Linked DNA regions of Homo sapiens: region 2 is linked to region 1. The links are chromatin loops, found by intact Hi-C in ENCODE. Cell type or tissue: sigmoid colon. All regions are shown on one strand. Each heading gives the region's core, and the rest is flanking DNA. Links, peaks and the distances in the headings are about the cores only.

The links. Hi-C counts contacts between places; a loop is a spot of excess contacts. Peaks named below come from ENCODE experiments on the same cell type or tissue, not always from the same donor. Only the 100,000 strongest peaks of a DNase experiment are listed, where the experiment ranks them.
Region 2: it touches region 1 in a loop (1.9-fold over the local background); 2 of 110 quality-filtered maps call a loop at or near these places.

What each region holds. Positions count from the first base shown.
Region 1 is chr9:134,655,528-134,666,894 of GRCh38, reverse strand. All of the region lies in intron 1 of COL5A1 (collagen type V alpha 1 chain), which reads right to left. Among named protein-coding and RNA genes, the nearest start is that of COL5A1-AS1, 8.4 kb to the right of the region's middle. RefSeq lists enhancers at 8,508-9,315, 10,372-11,235, 11,236-11,367. In sigmoid colon, for the core only: a CTCF peak has its summit at 6,271; DNase peaks (open chromatin) are centred at 4,154, 4,534, 4,914, 6,894 and 3 weaker places; H3K27ac peaks cover 1,805 bases.
Region 2 is chr9:134,462,403-134,473,769 of GRCh38, reverse strand. All of the region lies in intron 1 of LOC105376311 (a long non-coding RNA gene), which reads right to left. Among named protein-coding and RNA genes, the nearest start is that of MIR4669, 89 kb to the right of the region's middle. RefSeq lists an enhancer at 11,352-11,367. In sigmoid colon, for the core only: no CTCF peak of the experiment used is centred there; a DNase peak (open chromatin) is centred at 4,449.

The DNA.
Region 1 (11,367 bases), core at 2,019-10,018:
CCGTGAAAGAAGAAAATAGTGAATTTAATGAAGGACCAAAATGTTTTACCCTATCGCACAGGTGAAGAAACTGAGTCCCAAAGAGTCTACTCCCCCAAATCTCACAGACTCAGTGCTGAATCAAGGCCAGCCCAGGTTTGTGTCCCCATACCCGCTGGCAGAAGAAAAGGGTCACGATGGGCTAGCCACACTCCATCCTCCAGGCACCCCCAGTGAGGGAGCCCCCTGGTAGAGAAAGGACAAACTAGCTTACCCCACCCTGAGGCCAAACAAGAGAGGCAAAGGCCTTGACCTTCACGAGCTCTCAGTCATCCAGGAGAGAGAAGAGGAAGACGCATGCCAGGCTGGGACTGTCCCTGGCCAGCCCAACCTGTGTGCCTTTGAGAACGAGTCCCCTGAAGCCTGCTCATGCCCACTGACACCCAAGGCCCAGAGCCTCCCCAAGAAGAGAATTCTCCTTTCTGGACAGACTCGCCTGAGGCCAAAAGCCACTCTCCAGAGAAGAAGGCCATGGGCCTGAGCAGAATGGCCCCAGGAGCCTGTGCTGAGCCCAGGGACCCCGTGCCAGTTTCTCTGCCCCCAGTTTACTAAGTGACACCAGGAGAGGTAGGTACCAGCCTCAGGTTCCCCACCTGTAAAATGAGTGGATGAAGGATGGCAACGACAGTTTCAGTTCTGAGCATCTACAGGGGCACACTCCTATTTTCGGAGCATTACTGAGTGATCATATATAGTCAATCCAGCCTCTGCCTGGGTTGATCTTGTTTCCTGTCTTTGTCCTTTTTTTATTTTTATTTTATTTTATTTCGAGATGGAGTCTCGCTCTGTCACCCAGGCTGGAGTGCAGTGGCGCGATCTCGGCTCACTGCAACCTCCGCCTCCCGGGTTCAAGCGATTCTCCTGTCTCAGCCTCCCAAGTAGCTGGGACCACAGGCATGTGCCACCACACCAGCTAGTTTTTGTATTTTTAGTAGAGACGGGGTTTCACTATATTGGTCAGGCTGGTCTTGAACTCCTGACCTCAGGTGATCCACCTGCCTTGGCCTCCCAAAGTGCTGGGATTAGAGGCGTGAACCACCATGCCTGGCCTTTTTATTTTTTAAGACCACAAGTTGTTTTAATTGACTAAGTCATTTCAGCCAAAGGCCAGCTGCTTGCTTGCTGGAAAGGTTCTCAGCTCCCAGAGCCGCCAGCCCCACGTCCCTGTCCCTGCTCTGTGTTGTGCACACACAACTGTCCACCTTCCAAAGACCCACCTGCTGAACAACAACGCATTCAACCCCTTTCAAAAGATTCAGGAGAGACCTGCAGCCTGTGCACCCAGCCGTCCACTCTACAGAAACTACACACGAGTCCCAATTTGTATGCATCCCTTTTCAATAATCATAGACAAGCCTAGATTTGTGTGTCTTTTCTTTGAGTAGAGATGGATCCATTACGACGAACATTCTTCATTCTGCTTTGCTTTACTTAACATATCTTGGAGATTGGTGTACCTCAGCAAATGAAAACTTCATCTTCTTAGCTGCTGTGCTTGTTTTGTTCTGCATGGTAACCCACCTAAACGGCTCTCGCCCTTCCAGACAGTGCTGCACAGCGGTTCTCCACACACACGTATATCTGCAGGAAACATTCTGGGAACTGGAGATGCTGGTCAAAGAGTATGTGTGTTTTTGTTTGCTTGTTTGTTTGTTTTGAGACGGAGTCTCTCTCTGTCGCCCAGGCTGGAGTGCAGTGGCATGATCTCGGCTCACTGCAACCTCCGTCTCCAGGGTTCACGTGATTCTCCTGCCTCAGCCTCCTGAGCAGCTGGGATTACAGACGCCCGCCACCACACCTGGCTAATTTTTGTATTTTCAGCAGAGACAGGGTTCCACCATGTTGGCCAGGCTGGTCTCGAACTCCTGACCTCAAGTGATCTGTCTGCCTCAGCCTCCCAAAGTGCTGGAATTACAGGCGTGAGCCACCGTGCCCAGCTCTAGTTTTTGTATTTTTAGTAGAGATGGAGTTTCATCATGTTGGCCAGGCTGGTCTCGAACTCCTGGGCTCAGTTGATCCACCCTCCTCAGCCTCCCAAAGTGCTGGAAATATAGGCATGAGCCACCATGCCCGGCCAAGTACATGTGTTTTAATGCTTGGATAGATATTGCCAAATGCCTTTCAGAGAAGGCACCATGGGAACACCCACTGCCCCTCACAGGAGCCAGTGTCACAGACTCTCAGCTTCTGTTCTCTGTCCATCTGGCCGAGGGAGCAGTGCCTCTCCCTGGGGATTCACCTCCATTCTCTCCTTGTGAGTAAAGTCTAACATCTTCTCACATGTTTAAAAGTCACCTGTATTTTCCTTCCTGAGAACTTGCCATGTGTGTCGGCCATCTTGGTGTTTGTTTGCTGGACTTTTCTGACTGATCAGTGGGAGTTCCTTGCAGGTCGACCCCCTTTCCGTCAGATAGGTGTAGATTCTCTTCTTACGGTGACCAGTTGTTTTTTTGCTTTTCTTTTGGCCAGATAGAAAATCTTGACTTTTATGGGGTCAAACTGTTTTCTTTTATAACTGCAGGGGCTTACGTCATACTCGGAAAAGCTTCCCATCCCAAGACTGTAAAACCTGGCCTCCCATGTTTTCTTCTAGTAGTTTTATGGTTTCATTTTTAAAGTTCGCATCTCAGATCCATCTGGAATGCATTTTGGTAGAAGAGTAGGGCAGGATCCAATCTTTTTTTCCCAGACGGATTCTGCAACACTCTAGCCCAGTTCAATGATGAATCCTGTCTTTCCCAGCCAACATGACAGGCTGTCTTTACCAAACCCTACATTTCTGCCAGTGCCCTGGCTTTAAAGGGCAAAAGCTCTGCCTTCCCACCAGCTGACTGATTCCCGAGGGTGGGCAGGGGGTCTGCTGCTTGCCCAGCACCCCCAAGATGTTCCCTTCCCCCTGGAGAGCCCAAGAAGGCCTCTAGCACCCTCCGGTGGTGGCAGCTCTGGTGACCCGCCACAGCAAGCTTCCTCAACACCCCTGCCCTTGCAGTATCAAAAAGGGGGAGCCACCCCAATATCCAATAGGCGACACTTTAAATTAGACTTTTGACAGCTGTCGTGAATGAAAGAGAATGCCTGCACTCTAATGTGGCATGACAAAGTCCAAGTCCAAGTCCTCAGGGCAGAGGCCTAGGGATGGTCTAGGCGTTCCCCATCCGCCACCACAACGCATTTCCCTCTGTACTTTCTTCTCTGTATTCATAATCTGGGTTTGGGAGAATCTGGGTTTACAGTCATTTTTATTTTCTTCTTTATACTTTTTGGTGTTTTCCAAAATGACTATAATGAAATGTATTATTTTCATTAAAAATAGATATTAAAGAAGGAACTGGAGGAGGAGGAAAATGCTCAAGTGACATTTATCCTCCCCCCTCAAGTGCCCATGGCCTCCCAGCCCTGCCAGGTTGGCCAGGGCGGCCTCCTTGCACCTCCCCAGCAGACTCCCGAGGCCTCTGAACACCTGGGCCACACTCCCTCCCCCAGCCCCAGCCCTTCACCCTCTTAGGCTATCAGGACAGTATGGGGACAGCAGAGAGGAGAAGTGTGCTACGTTCTGGGACAGGCCCCCGGCCACCACACACTGACTCCAGGATGAGGAGCCCAGGTGTTCAAAGCCTCAGGGCCAGCCCAGGTCAGGCCAGGCATCCTCTCTTCTTTCTTGGCCCACACGGCCCTCCTTCCAGATAGGGGCTGCGTCCGATGGATGCACCCAGCACAGCAACGTGCAGAGAACAGTTGTTCAGGAAACGTCGAACTTCATTTTGAGAACATGGTCTCTTCAACCACCCCCTCAGCAAAGCCACCCACAGGGCCTTTGACATCGTACATGCTCACAGAAATGTGTGGCGAGTTGAATGCAAAGGCAGTATTTTTAGTAAATTTCCAAACATGGAGGCTCACAGAGCAGGCAGTAGCTGTGCAGCAAACACTCATCGGTCTCTGCTAACGAGGCAGATGAGGTTCTACTATAGCTAACAGCCCCAGGTTTAGAGTGACCAACTCTGGTGCAGAACTTGCGGCCCGAGGAAGATGTAATTAACAACAGATTCAGAGCATCGCTTTGCAGCCCAGAGGGTTTCATGCGAGTTAGCCCGTCCCCATCCAAGCTGGCAGCCGTCCATGTCCCCACCTCACTCTAGAGCTGTGAAAGCTGAGGCCGGGAGAGAGATCAGAGGAGAGATATGGGCTGCAGAGCATGAGGGTGGAGAACAACCCCCAGAGGCCCTTCCATCTGGGCTGCTCTCTTAAATCAACCCTCACTTCTACCCTCAGCCTCCCATCACCCAAGGAGCGCGGAATGTCCCCACTGGAGAGATTCAAAGTCCTTGGCAGGCAGCACTGGGCATCTACGTAGGGGTCAGGAAGGGTGCTGGGGAGGCCTAGGCCAGCTCCACTGGCACCGGCAGGCCTGAAAACACAGGCTTCAGAGCTTCCCAGGCTGTTAGGAAAGTCAAAGTGGAAAAGAAGGAGGCAGCCGGACTGGGCTGGAAACCAGCTGAGTTGTCAGAGAAGAATGTGCGAAGCCCTCAGCTTGACATATCCCAGGGAGGGTAGCTGCCCTGAGCGGCCTGGAAGTCAGGGCCCTGCCTGGGGGCAGTTATGTGCTGGCCGCGTACACGACTGCAGAGATCAGATCAGGAAATATTTTCACAAGTGACTAGAAAGAGACCAGACTACCCTCCTTCAGAGGAATTTTTTTTTTTTTTTTTTTTTGGCCAAGATATTGACCAGGCATCACATTTTATGGAGAAAGGCACATACTTAGAGCCCAGTAATTTCATTTGGGCTTAAACTCAGCACAGGGAGGGCTGGATTACGGAAGCCAACAGACAGGCACAGAGTCAGGTTCCCGCCTCTGCGTGAGTAACCGCCCCAGAGAAGGCGGCTTTCAGCATGGAGCACTCACAACACTGGCATCCGTGTCCAGTTGAATGCCATCCTGGGACTCGCCTTAGCATCCTAGAGAACAGAAGCCGCTGGAGGGAAGGGCTGGAAAGGGAAGAAGCGGTCGGAGGAACAGCGAGGTTGGCACTGCTTAAGGAATTCTGGAGCACAGCTGGAAGAGCTCCTGGGAGTCATTTATAGGGTGAGATGATTGATCCCAGAATTAAAGACATTTAGGTTGAAAGGGCCTGGAGAGATTACAGCTAAGAAGGTGCTGGGTGACATCTGGGAAAACTCTCAGGAAGATGCAGTGGGCTGGGCAGGGTTGCATGGGGAGGGGGGTATGGGTGCAGCACAGAGGGGACACTGGCGTCTAAGAGAGCCACCAAGTCTCAGCTCTGCTCCCTATTGGCCAAGTCAACTGGGCACGTCCTCACAGAGTCAGGAGAACCGTACTGACCTCACAGGACTGGTGGGTGGAGTGAAAGTCACCGACAGAAAGCAGTTGGTGCTGGGAGCCATCAGCCCATCCGTCAGCATCTGCCCACAGGACTGGAGGCTCCTGTACCTCACACACACGCCCTGCTGCAAACTGGTCATCTGCTTGGGGACCCCTTGAAAGATCTGGGGTGGTGCAAACAGCTGTGTGAAGCTCAGCAACACATGGCTGAGCCCAGATTAATGTCAGATGTGGGACAATTAGTGAATCCCTGATCCCAAAGATCCCAATCCAAGGAAGGCTGATGGGCAGCTTCCCTGGATGCAGCACCGAGAATAGTGTCCCCGACACTTCCCCAACCAAACTCCCCAGGCCACCCTAGGCAACTCTCGGCTTCCTCTCCCACCCAGCCTCTTTGGGGTCAGCAAACCCAGCATACCCCACCTCTGCCAGCCAGTGGTGGGTGTGGTAAGCTGAGATCACTCTTCTGGTACCTTCCATCCTCCCCTAAAAGAACCCAGGTGCATGGTTCACAGCTTCTAACATCTGCTCTCCACCCCACTTCAGAGAGCTACTTCAAAACATAGCAATTCTCTGGGCTGGTCAGCACCCTCTGAGTTTACAAAGCACTCACAATTCAACCCAGTGACCATTCACTGAGCACCTCACAGTGGCAGGCACTCTGAGATGCAAGAAGAACTCAAAGAGACCTTGCCTGTTTCTATAGAGATCTAAACTGTGCCTCCTTAGATGCTCACCACAAATCTATGAGGTAGAGAGACATCATCAGCTCCATTTTACACATGAAGAAACTGAGGCACAGAAGAAAGTTATGGTTTTGAGGTCGCACCATGAGTACTCTAGTACAACCCAGGCCAAGCCTAGGTTTTCACAATGTCTAGTAGAGCTGGGATGCAATACCCTCCTTAACCTCCAGGGGCACCACTCCCACCACTGGTCTCTAGCTAGACACTGAAGTTTGAGGCTTTGATGTCATGAGCATGAACTAGGGCTTTGGGTTACCACTGTTTACAGTGAATTCTGGCTACTGAGGTGACCTGAAACTAGAAATGCCTAAGACCACATATGCAGCAGCATCTCTATTCCACTGGTTTCTAATAAATTGAAACTTCCTAACTTTTCCTAATAGAATCTGTCTGGGGCATACAGTAGGCGTAGGTGAGTTACCCAGGTAGCGAATCTTCAGAGGACTTTGACAATTCTTTAGGACTCATGGTCCATTTTAAGTGAAAACCAAGAGTAAAACTCTTTTGAGCCTGGTCCTTGGCAAACCTGAGGACTCTCATGGCACATAGAACACATCGTTCTGCTAATAGGATAAAGGGTGGACTTGGAAATCAGGCCTGGGGCACTGCTTCTCTCAGAGTTTGCATTTTTCTTTTCTGAAATGCTGATGGTTTAAAGATGTGGATCGTGGCCCAGGTCCCTGACCCAGGAGGGGTTTTGTGATGCTATTCCAGCTCAGTTCCTGAAACATCTGGTCCATTTCTACCCCTGGCCCGCCTGCGCCTTATCTGCTATAGCATCTGGCTTGCTGGGCCCCATTTCTCCTTGGCCGTGTGTCGGCTGAAACTAAACAGGCAGCACCTACCTGGCGATAATCCTCCCCTATCACTCTTTCCTTCCCGCTAAAATGGAAAAACTGACTCAGACCAGGGCAGCTCACCCCCTTAAGCAAACAGTGCACACACAGCTGGGCACAGGCTCCAGATCTAATCCGCAGATCTCATCGAGGACGGTACTCGGGGCGCCTGTGGAGCCCACGGCTCTGTGGGCTTTGGAAGAGGCTGCTGAGTGACAGGATCCAAAAGGCCCCGCTCCCTCCTGAGACCCGCCACCAGGGCCATGGTGATGCAGGAGGGCAGGGAGGACAGAGGGTTGTTGGTGGGGTCACCGGACTTCACATTCCTCCTGCTCCTCTCTCTCAGTGCCTACTGCAGGGATGAAGACCCCAAAGAAAAAAAGTGCAACCGTCCTTCAGATAGGGACCAAAACCCCACCTTCCTTGGCTACTTGGCACTCTCGGAAGGCCTGGACTCATATCAGGCATGTTCCCAAGCAGCTGGACAGAATCAAATGCCCACAACTCAAAGGCTTTTTTATGATTATGATTATTATTATTGTTTTGAGATGGAGTCTCTGTCGCTCAGGCTAGAGTGCAATGGCGCCATCTCGGCTCACTGCAACCTCTGCCGCCCAGGTTCAAGCAATTCTCCTGCCTCAGCCTCCCAAGTAGCTGGGATTACAGGCATGCACCATCACGCCCGGCTAAGTTTTTTGTATTTTTAGTAGAGACAGGGTTTCACCATATTGGCCAGTCTCAAATTCCTGACCTTGTGATCCACCCGCTTCAGCCTCCCAAAGTGCTGGGATTACAGGCCTGAGCCACCACACCCGGCCTCAAAGGCTATTTTAAAGGCCTAACTCTGCCACTTCCTAGCTGCAGGGCCTCTGAGCCTGCTTCTCACCTGTAAAATGGGATGACACCTCCTGCCTTACACAGAGGCCATCGGGATAAAACACAGTGTGAAGGCACTTGGGGTCAGGTCAGAAGAAGACAAGTCCCAGAGAGTCCTACTCTTCACCTGCAGAGAAAAGTCTCAGCGAACCCCTCCCTCGTATGTCTCATGTGAATTTCTACCTTAACTGACATTTCAGTTTCCGGGCTCCGGAGAGACCTTGAAGAGGGCCAGGACCCCAGAGCCCACCTGGAGCCCAGCAGCCCCTCCCCTCCAGGCCTGGAGCCAGAGCCTCCCAGCTGCTCTCCGCACAACCACAGGGTGCCTGCCCCACCCCCCGCCACCCTCCAGGGGACAGAAGCCGGGCAGGGTACAAGAGGGGCGTCGGCTTCCATTAAGACCCCCGACATGCCTTTAGGCCCACACTGCCCTCGGACTATAGCCCCTCTCCGGGGCCTGCAAATCCTGCTTGAGGGCTAGGCAGCTGTTTGTAATCGGCCAGGCCCTAGCTGCAGGAAGGGGAGGTGGGAGCGTATGCATGTGAAGGGGCCCAGGGCGTGCAAGGACAGGCCCAGCAGGGGCGGGGGGACGTGCAGGGGCGGGGGCACATGCAGGCTTGGCTTGGGCTGCCCCTCCCAGGGCTGTCCCAGCAGAACTGGAGACCCGGGCAGCCAGAAAAGGAAAGAAAGAGGGAGCGGGTGTCTGCACTTCGGAGCTGCTTTCCTTTATCACTGGTGAGCAAGGAGATTTTCAGGGTAATGGTGAAACCTATGGGCTGCGGAGGCCGGGGTCCAGAACCTCCCAGCGTGGGTGCTGCCTGCTCACAGAGGGGCGAGCTGCCCACCACCACGGTTGTAGGGTGAACATTGGTCCTCAGAGCCTGCCCTGGGCAGAAAGCCCCTGCATTAGAAAGCCTGGGACCCCTCCAGCCCACTGAGGCTGAGAAAAGACCCAGTTTTGAACACCGTCCCCTGACGGTGGCAAGAGACGGGCAGGGTTGCTTTCCCCAGCGACAGGACTCCGAGTGCAGTCCGCCATAGCCAGCAGCATCTCCGTGCCCGGCCCATCCCTCGTCAGTGAAGCCCACCCGACAGGCCAGGACTCCCAGGCCTGGTCTCCCCACTCCTCACCAGCCTGTGACACCAGGAACCCACACCTTCTAAGTCTGAGCTTATTCATCTGCCAAACGGCCCCCAGGCCATAAGCCAGGCCACTGACTCTGTGCCCCCTCCCCAGAAGACATCAGAGTCCTCTCCAGGAGTCCAGGCAGGTCCTGTCCCACCCCCTGCCCTTCCCCGTCAGGCCTGGCACCCCCGGGCAAAGGAAACTCATCTGGAGAAGCTCCTGGGAACTGAATACAGAGGAAGGTTCCACAGCCCTCACCCCCCATATTATCTATAAACTGCACCCCCTACCCCACCCCCCATATTATCTATAAACTACACCCCCAACCCACCCTCCATATTATCTATAAACTACACCCCCTACACCACCCCCATATTATCTATAAACTACACCCCCACCCCACCCCCATATTATCTATAAACTACACTCCCACCCCACCCCCATATTATCTATAAACTACACCTACACCCCACCCCCATATTATCTATAAACTACACCCCCACCCCACCCCCATATTATCTATAAACTACACCCCCACCCCACCCCCATATTATCTATAAACTTCACCCCCTACCCCAGCCCCCATATTATCTATAAACTACACCTACACCCCACCCCCATATTATCTATAAACTGCACCCCTCTACCCCACCCCTGTATTATCTATAAATTGCACCCCCTGCCCCGACCCCTATATTATCTATAAACTACACCCCCTACCCTGCCCCCATATTATCTATAAACTGCACCCCCTGCCCCAACCCCCATATTATCTATAAACTACACCCCCTACCCTGCCCCCATATTATCTATAAACTGCACCCCCGCCCTGACCCCCATATTATCTATTAACTACACCCCCTGCCCCACCCCCCATATTATCTATAAACTGCACCCCCTGTCTCACCCCCCCATATTATCTATAAAGTGCACCCCCTGCCCCGTCCCCCATATTATCTATAAACTGCACCCCCTGTCTCACCCCCCCATATTATCTATAAAGTGCACCCCCTGCCCCGTCCCCCATATTATCTATAATGTACACCCCTTGCCCTGCCAATTGGAACCTCTGGCCCTTTTGTGCCAACCATTTAGCATCCTCTGAGGTCCCTGGCTGGGCCTGAAGCTGCAAACAGCAGCTTTAGTCCTTCTTTCACACTTTATAAAAGTTACAATTACTGCCTCCCAACCTCCGTATTAACAGCCATGTAAAATAACAGCCATCTCTAATAAGAATTATATGATACCATCTGCGACCATCCCAATAAAAGCAGCAGGCATCGTTATCAATACCACGAGTGCACCTGGTGCTTGCACTGCACGGGACGATGTCCTGCACACCGGGCACACCTAGGGCTTTGCATCCACACCAGTATTGCTTCCTTAGATCCTCACAGCTGCCAGTCCAGGTAGGTGGTGCTATTGCCTCTGATATGCAGATAAGCTGCCTCAGATCAGAGAGGTTAAGTAACATGTTGGAGATCCCACAGCCAGGAGTTCAAACCTGCTCTCTCGGCCTCCGAAGCTCCCGGTGTCCCTGAGAATCACTGCTTCCCTCCTCATCCCCTGAGCTCTCTTTGCAAAAGTCCAAGAGGTGACTGTGAGCTGGTGATAGGGACAGGCTCTGCAGAAGGACAGAGGGCTGGAGGGAGGCACAGGCCCCCACCCTCCTCTGCTCAGAGTTTCCCAAAGTACCCTCAACTGGTCACTGCCGCTGCACTGGGCGGGCAGGACGAGGAGCCGCAGGCCCCAGGCTCCACCTCAGACCCTCAATCTGAAGCTGCAAGGTGGGGCCCCGGGGCTCCTGCACCTGTCCACTGTGAGGGTCCCAGGCTCCAAGCTCCGGCATCCTCTGGCATCCGGTGGTGAGCCCTGCAAAGCCCCACCCTGCAGGAAGCTGGACCTGCCCACCCTCCTTTGCTTCCAGTCAATCCCAGAAAACACCAGGCAACTCCGGGCCAGGGTTACAGACCCAGAGAACTCCAACCCTCTGCAAAATGGCAGTGCAGCTGCTGTCTTGGTACCAGCCCTCTGTGCCAGGACATTCAAGGAGGGCAGGACAGGGGAGCCCTGCTGCAGGTGCCAGAGGCTCTGACAAGCCCACGTGCCATAGGACAGCCTGGTGGGCACAGCACCCATGGCACCCTCTGGGTCCTCACCCACAGCCTTCGGGCTGAGTCCAGCCTGGTCACACATTCCTGTCTCCTGTGGCACTTTCACAAGCCCAGCTCAATTCCATGGGCTCAGCAGACTCCTGCAAGTCACCTCATGGGGGCCACCTGTGACCTCTGAACCAATGGCATGCCTGGGACACACAGTAATAGTAATGACCATAGCCAGCTGTGGTGGTCCTAGCAGTTTACACATGTGAATCCTGAGTCCTCTCAGCATGCCTGTGAG
Region 2 (11,367 bases), core at 1,134-9,133, 190 kb after region 1:
GTCGGAGACTCCGGATGGAGGGCAGTCCAGGCAGGCTTCCTGGAACAGGTGTGGGACAGGCCTGTGGGCTGGGAAGAGGAGGTGGAAGTGAGAAAGGAAGGGAGGCAGAGCCATCCACATCAGCAGGAGCACCTCCCAGCCTGCCTTGCCTCCGAACCTCCAGGCCAGGACTTCTTCCAGCACACGTGAGGCTGCCCATCCAGCGGCTTCTCCCATCAAGGCAGTGGCAGGGGTAGCCCGAGGGCCAGGCCAGGTGAGGGAGCCCACAGCCCTGTGCTAGGGCGGTTCCAAGAAGCCAAAGTGAGTGATCACGGTCTCTGCAGCCAGCGCCACTGAGGCTCATCTGTGCAGGATTCCCAGAGAACATCATTCAATTCCAGACTTAATTGGCATTAAATTGGACATTCTAGTAGAATAGGTTGAGTTCCAAATCGTCATTATGCAAAACATCCACTGCAGCTGATGGGACCGTATGAGCCAACAGAAGTCCATTTGAATAAGAAGACAGCAACTTAGGGCCAGGCATCTTCCAGGAGGGGGACTGGGCCTCCCAGGGGACACGGAAAATGGGACGCTGTGCACCTTGGCCAGGGCTGTGGCGCTGTGAGGGTCAGCTTCCTCTGTAGGCCCCCTCTGAACCTCTGGTTGGAAGCTGGAGCCCTAGCTCTGTGTCCCTCCCGCCTGGGGAGGGGTGTACTTATCCACTCGCCAGCCCCCTGGAGATGGGGGTGAAGTTGAGAGTCCAAGCCGGAGTCCCACCGTGCTGTGACCCGGGGTGTGAGACTCAACACTGGGGCCTCACCTGGGAGAGGGTGGACCTGCCACCTCCTCCACGCCCAAGGGAGAAGGAGCCAGGAGCCCAGGGCCATGCATACACAGGAGGCACTCAGGGAACGTGGAAGTGGCATCTGTAGTGAGCCCGGCCCTGGCCATGATCAGGGACTCTTCGGACCCTCAAAGGGGGAAGGCCAGGCCTCAGACCACCCAGGCTTTCCTTGGGAAAAACTGAGAGTGGAGGGGCCCTGGGAGTGGGGTGGGCCAGGGCCCCCAGGGCTCCAAATTGCCAGCGGGGAACTGGGGCTCCCAGAGGCGCAGAGCGACCTGCCCCGGGCGAGTAGCTCCAAAGGGGCAGGGCCAGGCCACCCCTGCCCCACCAAGGCAGGCACTGAGACTCAGATGGCTCCTCCAAGCCCAAGGCCTGCAACACCACCAAGGAAGGCGTCTCCACCCCAGCCAGCCTCCCACCTCTGACTGACCTCTGGGGCTGCAGGGGCCAGGTCCCCGCCCAGAAAGCCTCTCCTGCCCACTACTGTCAGCAACTCCAGGGCTGGGGCAGCCACCCACAGGGCTCATGCCCAGTCTGGCTCCCACCCCTCAGGGACAGCCAGGCAGGAGGCTAGAGGATTCTGCCAAAGCTCCCTGCAGCCAGCCGGAGGGCCAAGCACAGCCAAGACCTCTGCACCGCCCCACCACTAATGAAGAGCGGGTCTGAGCAGTCATCGGGGTGAGCAAGGCTACAGACCAACAGGCTGTGTCCCCACTGTCCCAAAGAGACCACACTCAGGAGGGGCTGAGCTCAAGAAGACCTGAATCACAGAAGGACAAGTTCAGGAGGACCCAGGCTCAGGAGGACCCAGGCTCAGGAGGACCCAGGCTCAGGAAGGTCCCAGGCTCAGAAAGACCCAGGCTCAGGAGGACCAAGGCTCAGGAGCACCCCAGCTCAGGAGGACCTTGACTCAGAAGGACCCAGGCTCAGGAGGACCCTGACTCAGGAGGGTCCCAGGCTCAGGAGGACCCCAGGCTCAGGAGGACCCCAGGCTCAGGAGGACCCTGACTCAGGAGGACCCAAGCTTAGGAGGACCCAGGCTCAGGAGGACCCTAGCTCAGGAGGACCATGACTCAGAAGGACCGAGGCTCAGGAAGACCCAGGCTCAGGAGGACCCCCAACTCAGGAGGGCCCCAACTCAGGAGGGCCCCAGGCTCAGGAGGATTCCAGGCTCAGGAAGAGCCAAGCTCAGGACTATTCAGGTTCAGGAGGGTCCCAGGCTGAAGAGGATCCCAGGCTCAGGAGGACCCCGACTCAGGAGGACCCAGGCTCAGGAGGACCCCAGGCTCAGGAGGACTCAGGCTCAGGAGGATCCCAGGATCAGGAGGACCCAGGCTCAGTAGGACCCAGGTTCAGGAGGGCCACAGGCTCAGGAGGACACAGGCTCAGGAGGACCCTGACTTAGGAGGGCCTCAGGTTCAGGAGGACACAGGCTCAGGAGGACCCCGACTTAGGAGGGCCTCAGGCTCAGGAGGACCCCAGGCTCAGGAGGACCCCAGACTCAGGAGGGCCCCGGGCTCAGGAGGACCCCAGGCTCAGGAGTTACCAGGCTCAGGATGACCCAGGTTTAGGAGTTCCCAGGCTTAGGAGGACCCAGGCTCAGGAGGACCCCAACTCAGGAGGACCCTGACTCAGGAGGACTCAGCTTCAGGAGGACCCAGGCTCAGGAGGACCCAGGCTCAGGAGGATCCTGACTTAGGAGGGCCCAGGCTCAGGAGGACCCAGGCTCAGGAGGACCCCAGGTTCAGGAGGACCCAGGCTCAGGAGGACCCTGACTCAGGAGGGCCCCAGGCTCAGGAGGACCCAGGCTCAGGAGGACCCCAGACTTAGGAGGACCCAGGATCAGAAGGACCCTGACTCAGGAAGACCCCAGGCTCAGAAGTTTCCAGGCTCAGAAGGACCCATGCTCAGGAGGACCCAGGCTCAGGAGGACCCCAGTTCAGGAGGACCCTGACATGGAAGGACCCAGGCTCAGGAGGACTCTCACTTAGGAGGGTCCCAGGCTCAGGAGAACCCCAGGCTCAAGAGGACCCCAACTCAGGAGGACCCTGACTCAGGAGGACCCCAGGTTCAGGAGTTCCCAGGCTCAGGAGGTCCCAGGCTCAGGAGGACCCTGACTCAGGAGGGCCCAGGCTCAGGAGTTTCCAGGCTCTGGAGGACTCCAGTTCAGGAGGACCCTGACACAGAAGGACTGAGGCTCAGGAGGACCCTTACTCAGGAGGGTCCCAGGCTCAGGAGGACCTGGGCTCAGGAGGGACCCAGGCTCAGAAAGACCCCAACTCAGGAGGACCCTGATTCAGGAGGGCCCAGCTTCAGGAGGACCCAGGCTCAGGAGTTGCCAGGCTCAGGAGGACCCCAGTTCAGGAGGACCCTGACACAGAAGGACCCAGGCTCAGGAGGACTCTGACTTAGGAGGGTCCCAGGCTCAGGAGGACCCCAACTCAGGAGGACCCTGACTCAGGAGGACCCCAGGCTCAGGAGGACCCAGGCTCAGGAGGACCCCAGGCTCAGGAGGACTCAGGCTCAGGAGGACCCCAGGCTCAGGAGGGCCCCAGGCTCAGGAGGACACAGGCTCAGGAGGACCCCAGACTTAGGAGGACCCAGGATCAGAAGGACCCTGACTCAGGAAGACCCCAGGCTCAGAAGTTCCCAGGCTCAGGAGGACCCATGCTCAGGAGGACCCAGGCTCAGGAGGACCCCAGGCTCAGGAGGACTCAGGCTCAGGAGGACCCCAGGCTCAGGAGGGCCCCAGGCTCAGGAGGACCCAGGCTCAGGAGGACCCCAGACTTAGGAGGACCCAGGATCAGAAGGACCCTGACTCAGGAAGACCCGAGGCTCAGAAGTTCCCAGGCTCAGGAGGACCCATGCTCAGGAGGACCCAGGCTCAGGAGGACCCATGCTCAGGAGGACCCAGGCTCAGGAGGACCCCAGTTCAGGAGGACCCTGACATGGAAGGACCCAGGCTCAGGAGGAACCCAGGCTCAGGAGGATCCAGGCTCAGGAGGACCCTGACTTAGGAGGGCCCCAGGCTCAGGAGGACCCAGGCTCAGGAGGATCCCAGGCTTAGGAGGACCCAGGCTCAGGAGGACCCCGGCTCGTGAGAACCCAGGCTCAGGAGGGTCTTGTAGTTGGTTTAATGCTTTGTTGTTGCCCTCTTAAAATTCTTAGTTATTTCCATCTGGAATGTGGGACCTCTGTTTTCTCTTTGCAGAGGCTCTACACATTCTGTAGCCGATCCAGCTCCCAGCCCCCACGCTGGGTGGGTCAGAATCCTCATTTCCTACCCCAGCACTGTGGCTGCCCATCTGTGAAATGGGTTTAGTGCCCACTTCCTAGGGTGGCCTGGGGTGGCGAGAGAAACAGAGACAGAGTTTTGACTTCCTGGGGTGGGTGGTGAGGGGTGGGGGACAGGGAGAGAAGAGACAGGGAGGGCAGGCAGGGCAGGGACAGGCCCCTGCCTCAGTCTAAAGTCTCTCACTCTTTTTCCTGTGGCCGCCCTCTTCACTCCCTCCTGGCCAGTCCTCAACCCTCCCCAACAAGCCAGGAAGACTCGGCATGAATCCCGTGGAAAAGAAGTGGCTGCACATTTTCCGAGATGTTTTAAACATTGTTTTGGCAAGACGGCGGCTCCTCCACGGCCCAAGTCACCCTGACATAAAACAAGCCTGACCAAAGCCAGGGCCCCAGCCCGCCGGCCTCCTCCGGCCAGCCAAGGTCTGGCTGCCATGCACTCATCACCTTCCCAGCCCTGCCCCTCCCAGATGCCGGGCACACCGGGCGGGGGAGGCCGGCCTGCCTCTTCAAACGGCCTCTTTTTAAAGCCAAGGAATGCCTCTTGATGCGTTTGTTTCTGTGGTTGCTAACCAGCAGCATCGCATGGTCTGGGAGGCCAGCAGGACACCCGGGTGACTGGTTTCATGCTCTGCACAAACTGGGCCAAGAAGGGGCTCCAGTCAACTAGCGTAGCCCCCCGTGGTGCAGGGGGAGAAACTGAGGCCCAGAGACAGGGGAGGAGGTTGCCAGGGTCCCAGATCAAGTGGCCATACTATGGGTGCATTCTGGGTCTTGCCTCTGAGAGGCAGGTCCCCGTGCTAGCCTGGCAAGGCTGCACAGGCATCGGGTTCCTGAGGGAGCATGCGTGTTGGGGGGAACGCAGGCAGCCTGTCTCCCCCACCTTATTTCTTGCCCCGTTGCATCAACCCTGTGCAGCGAGGGATAACATTGCCTCTACTTTACAGACATAAAACCAAGGCTTGGAGAGGTGAGGTGACCTGCTCATCACAGGCTGCCCCAGGTGGAACTGGGATTCCATGGGGTTGGTGTCTGGAGCTGGATCAGGCCCAGCCTCGTGGGCAGTCCCGCCCTGCAAATGGACAGGCCTTTGAGGTGGGTGCAGAGGTCCCAGCCTCCGCCTGCAGGGCCCTAGGGTCCTGGGATGGATGTAGCAGCCTGGCCTCATATCCTGCTGGGGCACTCGGGGGAAGTCGCGCCATCCCTCTAAACCCTCAGCTCCCCCACCTGTGAAGGAGGGCACGGGGCCATAAACATTAAGGACCTCATTGCTCCTAAACTACCTGGCCCAGGACCTGATTTAGGAAGAGCAACAAAAGGCAGCAGCCCCTTCTGGAAAGGAGGTAATACCTGCAAAGGGCTCGGACGTGGGAATAGGAGTCGATCATGCTGGCCAGGCTGAGACAGGACCCAGGCTGCCTGATGTGCATGGAGACAGGTCAGCCCAGCCCCACCCTGACATAAGCAGACCTCCCTCCTCCCCGAGTCTCAGGTCCCCTCAAGGGGCCAGGGGCTCCAAGAGCAGTTCCCATGGAGTGAAAGAGCTCTGCCATCTCTGATGATGCCACTGTGTCCTGCAAATTAAACTGACAAGAGGCAGATTAGGAAGAGGAAAAAAATGTTTTCATGTAGAAATGTACATGGGAGACCACAGGAAAATGGGATTCAGAGGAGTGGTTAGAATCTGGGGCTTACATATCCTCTTAGAGGTACACAAAAATCAGGGGAGAAGGAGAAGGGCACACACAGGAAAACGAATGGCTTTTTGGAAAGGTAAATGGGCCCTGAGGTGGACAGATTTGGGGTAGCGTGGCTCTGGGACCACGCCCGTATCCGTGTGCTATGGAGGTTTCTCGTCACTGACTATGATAAGAGTCCATCTTCCCTGGCCACTCCAGGGAGGGATGTACAGCAGTTGAGTTATTTCTAGTTCTTTTGGGGGGCTCTGCTTTTATTCAGATAAGGGGTTTCTGAAACTCAAATGCCTCCTGCACAAAATAATTTTATGCCCCAGCGGCGTGTTCTGAAGTCCCTTCCCCTCCCCCAGACCTTCCATCTGGCAGGTAAGCATCTCTGCTTTGTACCTAAAGAAACAAGGGCTCAGAAAGATTCAGACCTGCTCAGAGTCCCTGAGGGGGCACCATCAGCCACCCAAAGCCACCTTGCCCTGAGGCTGCACGCCCCAGAGTTTGGGAGCACAGCTGCTTGGTGCTGATAGGACAGCGCCCCAGGGGCCTCCAGGATGGCAGAGCCGCCTGGGAGCTGCTCAGGGACAGGGTCGTCCTCTGCTGATGCACCCTGGAGCGTCTGGTTGTCCCAGTGTAACTCCAGGCTGCTGGTACCGGAGTCTTCTCACTTTCCTCCCTCCCTTCTCACGGGTCCCCTCTGGGCTCTCGGCTCATGTCCCTGCATGCAGGTGGGTGTAGCAGGGTGGAGGGGTCCCTGGAATGGGGCTGGGGGAAGTAGAAAATCAAAGGCCACCCCGGAGCTCTGCTTTGCTTCCCGCCTCCCCAAGCTGGACACTTCTGCAGGGCCCAGGTCATCGGCATACTTCAGGGGCCCAGCACCAGGTGACCCCATCTCCCAAGTGCAGACCTGGAGTGGACAAGGGATCCGAGGCCAGTAGGCCCATTGGAACTGAAGCAAGGGACATGGGCAGTGGCACATGTGGCACAGAGTGGGCACTAATGGAGGGGCGGCTGGGTGAGCGGGGCAGAGGCGCGTATGGTGCAGAGTGGGCACTAATGAGGGGGCGGCTGGGTGAGCGGGGCAGAGGCGCGTGTGGCGCAGAGTGGGCACTAATGAGGGGGCGGCTGGGTGAGCGGGGCAGAGGCGCGTGTGGCGCAGAGTGGGCACTAATGAGGGGGCGGCTGGCTGAGCGGGGCAGAGGCGCGTGTGGCGCAGAGTGGGCACTAATGAGGGGGCGGCTGGGTGAGCGGGGCAGAGGCGCGTGTGGCGCAGAGTGGGCACTAATGAGGGGGCGGCTGGGTGAGCGGGGCAGAGGCGCGTGTGGCGCAGAGTGGGCACTAATGAGGGGGCGGCTGGGTGAGCGGGGCAGAGGCGCGTGTGGCGCAGAGTGGGCACTAATGAGGGGGCGGCTGGGTGAGCGGGGCAGAGGCGCGTGTGGTGCAGAGTGGGCACTAATGAGGGGGCGGCTGGGTGAGCGGGGCAGAGGCGCGTGTGGCGCAGAGTGGGCACTAATGGGGGGGAGGCTGGGTGAGCGGGGCAGAGGCGCGTGTGGTGCAGAGTGGGCACTAATGGGGGGGAGGCTGGGTGAGCGGGGCAGAGGCGCGTGTGGTGCAGAGTGGGCACTAATGGGGGGGCGGCTGGGTGAGCCGGGCAGAGGCGCGTGTGGTGCAGAGTGGGCACTAATGGGGGGGAGGCTGGGTGAGCGGGGCAGAGGCGCGTGTGGTGCAGAGTGGGCACTAATGGGGGGGAGGCTGGGTGAGCCGGGCAGAGGCGCGTGTGGTGCAGAGTGGGCACTAATGGGGGGGCGGCTGGGTGAGCCGGGCAGAGGCGCGTGTGGTGCAGAGTGGGCACTAATGGGGGGGAGGCTGGGTGAGCGGGGCAGAGGCGCGTGTGGTGCAGAGTGGGCACTAATGGGGGGGAGGCTGGGTGAGCCGGGCAGAGGCGCGTGTGGCGCAGAGTGGGCACTAATGAGGGGGCGGCTGGGTGAGCGGGGCAGAGGCGCGTGTGGTGCAGAGTGGGCACTAATGAGGGGGCGGCTGGGTGAGCGGGGCAGAGGCGCGTGTGGCGCAGAGTGGGCACTAATGGGGGGGAGGCTGGGTGAGCCGGGCAGAGGCGCGTGTGGCGCAGAGTGGGCACTAATGAGGGGGCGGCTGGGTGAGCGGGGCAGAGGTGCGTGTGGTGCAGAGTGGGCACTAATGGGGGGGCGGCTGGGTGAGCCGGGCAGAGGCGCGTGTGGTGCAGAGTGGGCACTAATGGGGGGGAGGCTGGGTGAGCGGGGCAGAGGCGCGTGTGGTGCAGAGTGGGCACTAATGGGGGGGAGGCTGGGTGAGCGGGGCAGAGGCGCGTGTGGTGCAGAGTGGGCACTAATGGGGGGGCGGCTGGGTGAGCCGGGCAGAGGCGCGTGTGGTGCAGAGTGGGCACTAATGGGGGGGAGGCTGGGTGAGCGGGGCAGAGGCGCGTGTGGTGCAGAGTGGGCACTAATGGGGGGGCGGCTGGGTGAGCCGGGCAGAGGCGCGTGTGGTGCAGAGTGGGCACTAATGGGGGGGAGGCTGGGTGAGCGGGGCAGAGGCGCGTGTGGTGCAGAGTGGGCACTAATGGGGGGGAGGCTGGGTGAGCGGGGCAGAGGCGCGTGTGGTGCAGAGTGGGCACTAATGGGGGGGCGGCTGGGTGAGCCGGGCAGAGGCGCGTGTGGTGCAGAGTGGGCACTAATGGGGGGGAGGCTGGGTGAGCGGGGCAGAGGCGCGTGTGGTGCAGAGTGGGCACTAATGGGGGGGAGGCTGGGTGAGCGGGGCAGAGGCGCGTGTGGTGCAGAGTGGGCACTAATGGGGGGGCGGCTGGGTGAGCCGGGCAGAGGCGCGTGTGGTGCAGAGTGGGCACTAATGGGGGGGAGGCTGGGTGAGCGGGGCAGAGGCGCGTGTGGTGCAGAGTGGGCACTAATGGGGGGGAGGCTGGGTGAGCCGGGCAGAGGCGCGTGTGGTGCAGAGTGGGCACTAATGAGGGGGCGGCTGGGTGAGCGGGGCAGAGGCGCGTGTGGTGCAGAGTGGGCACTAATGAGGGGGCGGCTGGGTGAGCGGGGCAGAGGCGCGTGTGGCGCAGAGTGGGCACTAATGGGGGGGAGGCTGGGTGAGCGGGGCAGAGGCGCGTGTGGTGCAGAGTGGGCACTAATGAGGGGGCGGCTGGGTGAGCGGGGCAGAGGTGCGTGTGGTGCAGAGTGGGCACTAATGGGGGGGAGGCTGGGTGAGCCGGGCAGAGGCGCGTGTGGTGCAGAGTGGGCACTAATGGGGGGGAGGCTGGGTGAGCGGGGCAGAGGCGCGTGTGGTGCAGAGTGGGCACTAATGGGGGGGAGGCTGGGTGAGCGGGGCAGAGGCGCGTGTGGTGCAGAGTGGGCACTAATGGGGGGGCGGCTGGGTGAGCCGGGCAGAGGCGCGTGTGGTGCAGAGTGGGCACTAATGGGAGGGGGCGGCTGGGTGAGCAGCGCAGAGGTGTGGGGAAGAGCTGAGGCATGACACCGGGGCCTCCAGGAGAGGCAGAGGCTGCCGGCTCTACCCCCAAGAGGCCGGCAGGACTCCCTTCCTATCCAGGAAGCCCCATGATGTCCCATCAGAGCTCATGACACCGATGTCATCCACAAGAGCTGGCCCCGGTGAGTGTCAGGTCCTCACAAGTGAGAGACATGGCCAGGACCCCCACAATGCCTCAGCTCCTACCCCATGTGCTCACCAGCCCTGGCATCCCCTTGCCCAGGAGGGGCACAGAGCATCATAAACCATCCTCCATCTCCCCCACTGTGTCCTCCACAAAGGACTCAAACTTCCAGCACAGAACAGGAGCTCTGCCTACAGCGGGGTCTCCAGGAGCCGAGGCTGCAAACCCAGAACTAACTGGCCACCTAGGTCCCAGACTGGCTTCCCCAAGGCCCAGGAAGGAGCCCACCTATTGGTGTTGACTCTGGAATTGGGGCCACAACTGAGGAAAAGGGCCTTGTGTATTTTCTGTGGCCATGGGGCTGTCAGCTTGTGTGCTCACGGGGGTTCCTCCTCCCTGGCCCCAACACCACCATCACAATCTCCAAAAATGCATCTAAGCTGTCACCATGGCGTCCACCCTGATGCCCACTGGACATCTACACTGGGCCAAGCCCTGGGAACAGGGAGGGGAGGCCGGGGCCCTCAGGGACGTCACAGCCCAGTGAGGAAAGTGGACACCTGCATTGCAGCTCCAAGGGGGCAGGGGGATGGGGGGCGTGCAGAGGGGCCCGCGACCCAGCCAGGGTCTCTGGGGTCTCAGCCCTGCTCTGAGGGATGAGGAAGAGAGGACCAGGTGGAAGGGAGTCAGGAAAGGTTTGAATTAGAAACTCTGGGGACAAAACACCCAAAGGGGAGGCGGCCCTGCTGAGGCGGGCATCCAGGGACAGAGGAGTGGCCCGGCTTGCCCAGGGCTGGAAGGCGGGCTTTAGGCCCCAACTCTGTGCTTCACCTGGAGGGTTTCCAGCTGAGGAGTGACTGGGTCAGACTGGCAGCCCGCTGTGGGGGGAAGGGCAGATCTCAGAGGGAACCTGGGAAGAAGTGGGCAGACCAGGGACACTGCAGCAGCTGCAGGCTTCCAGGGCATTGATGGCCTCATAGGAAGGTGGCCGGGGGACAGGTAGGAGGCAGAGGCAGCCCCCCAACCCCACTTCTTCGTAGCCAGCAGAGACCTCCGAGCACCGGCGCCCTCTAAAGCCGAGGTCAGGGGCCAAATGGACCTAAAGTGGGAATCCTCCTTTCTCCTTTTCAAACTTTTTATTCTTTTCTACTTAAAAGGAGCTTTGAGTGACAGGGAATGAAAACCATTACCGTGGAGACGCTGGGGACAGACTCTAGACCTGCAACCTACACAGATGTAGAATCTTCCAGAGGTGGGGCAGGGCCGGGCAACCCACCCACAGACTGATGCCAGGTGGCCCAGCTGACCAGAGGCCCCCATCCCACCACACCAGCAGCCCGTTTCACCCACAGTGCAAACCTCCTGCCTGTCTGGGCTTTTATGGTTGAGTAGTTGTAAAGGATTATGTTTTCCCTTCTTCCAGCACAATTGTCACCTTTGCTCTTCAAGCTGTCCTCTGTCTTGAGGCAGAAAAAAAAGGCACCAAGGGGCTCTATAACTGACATGTCCATAAGAGGAGGAGGCAGAGTTCAGCCGCGACAAAGAGACAGAAAACGCATCAGAAACCAACCAGCCCACAAGGACTCCCGTGTGCCCCCCAACCACGAAGCCTGGGGCACGAGGTGCTGGCAGGAGTCCCAGGTGGGGCTGAAGCCCTCGCCCTACCCTCCTACCTCCGAGCGGACGCCACCCCATGCTCTCCCACCCCCACATCTCTGCACTGGCTTCACTCCACAGCCAAGCAGATTGCGTGGCCTGAGCCTCATGATAATGGGTCCACCTCCCGGATTTTCCTGTCACAGCCACTGACCACGGCCTGCAGTTGGGAGGTGTGTGCCCTCCCCCACCTCTGTCCTCTCTCTCGGTCCTCTCCAGCTCCTCCCACAGCCAGCATGGCCGGCACACCTCTCCCATGG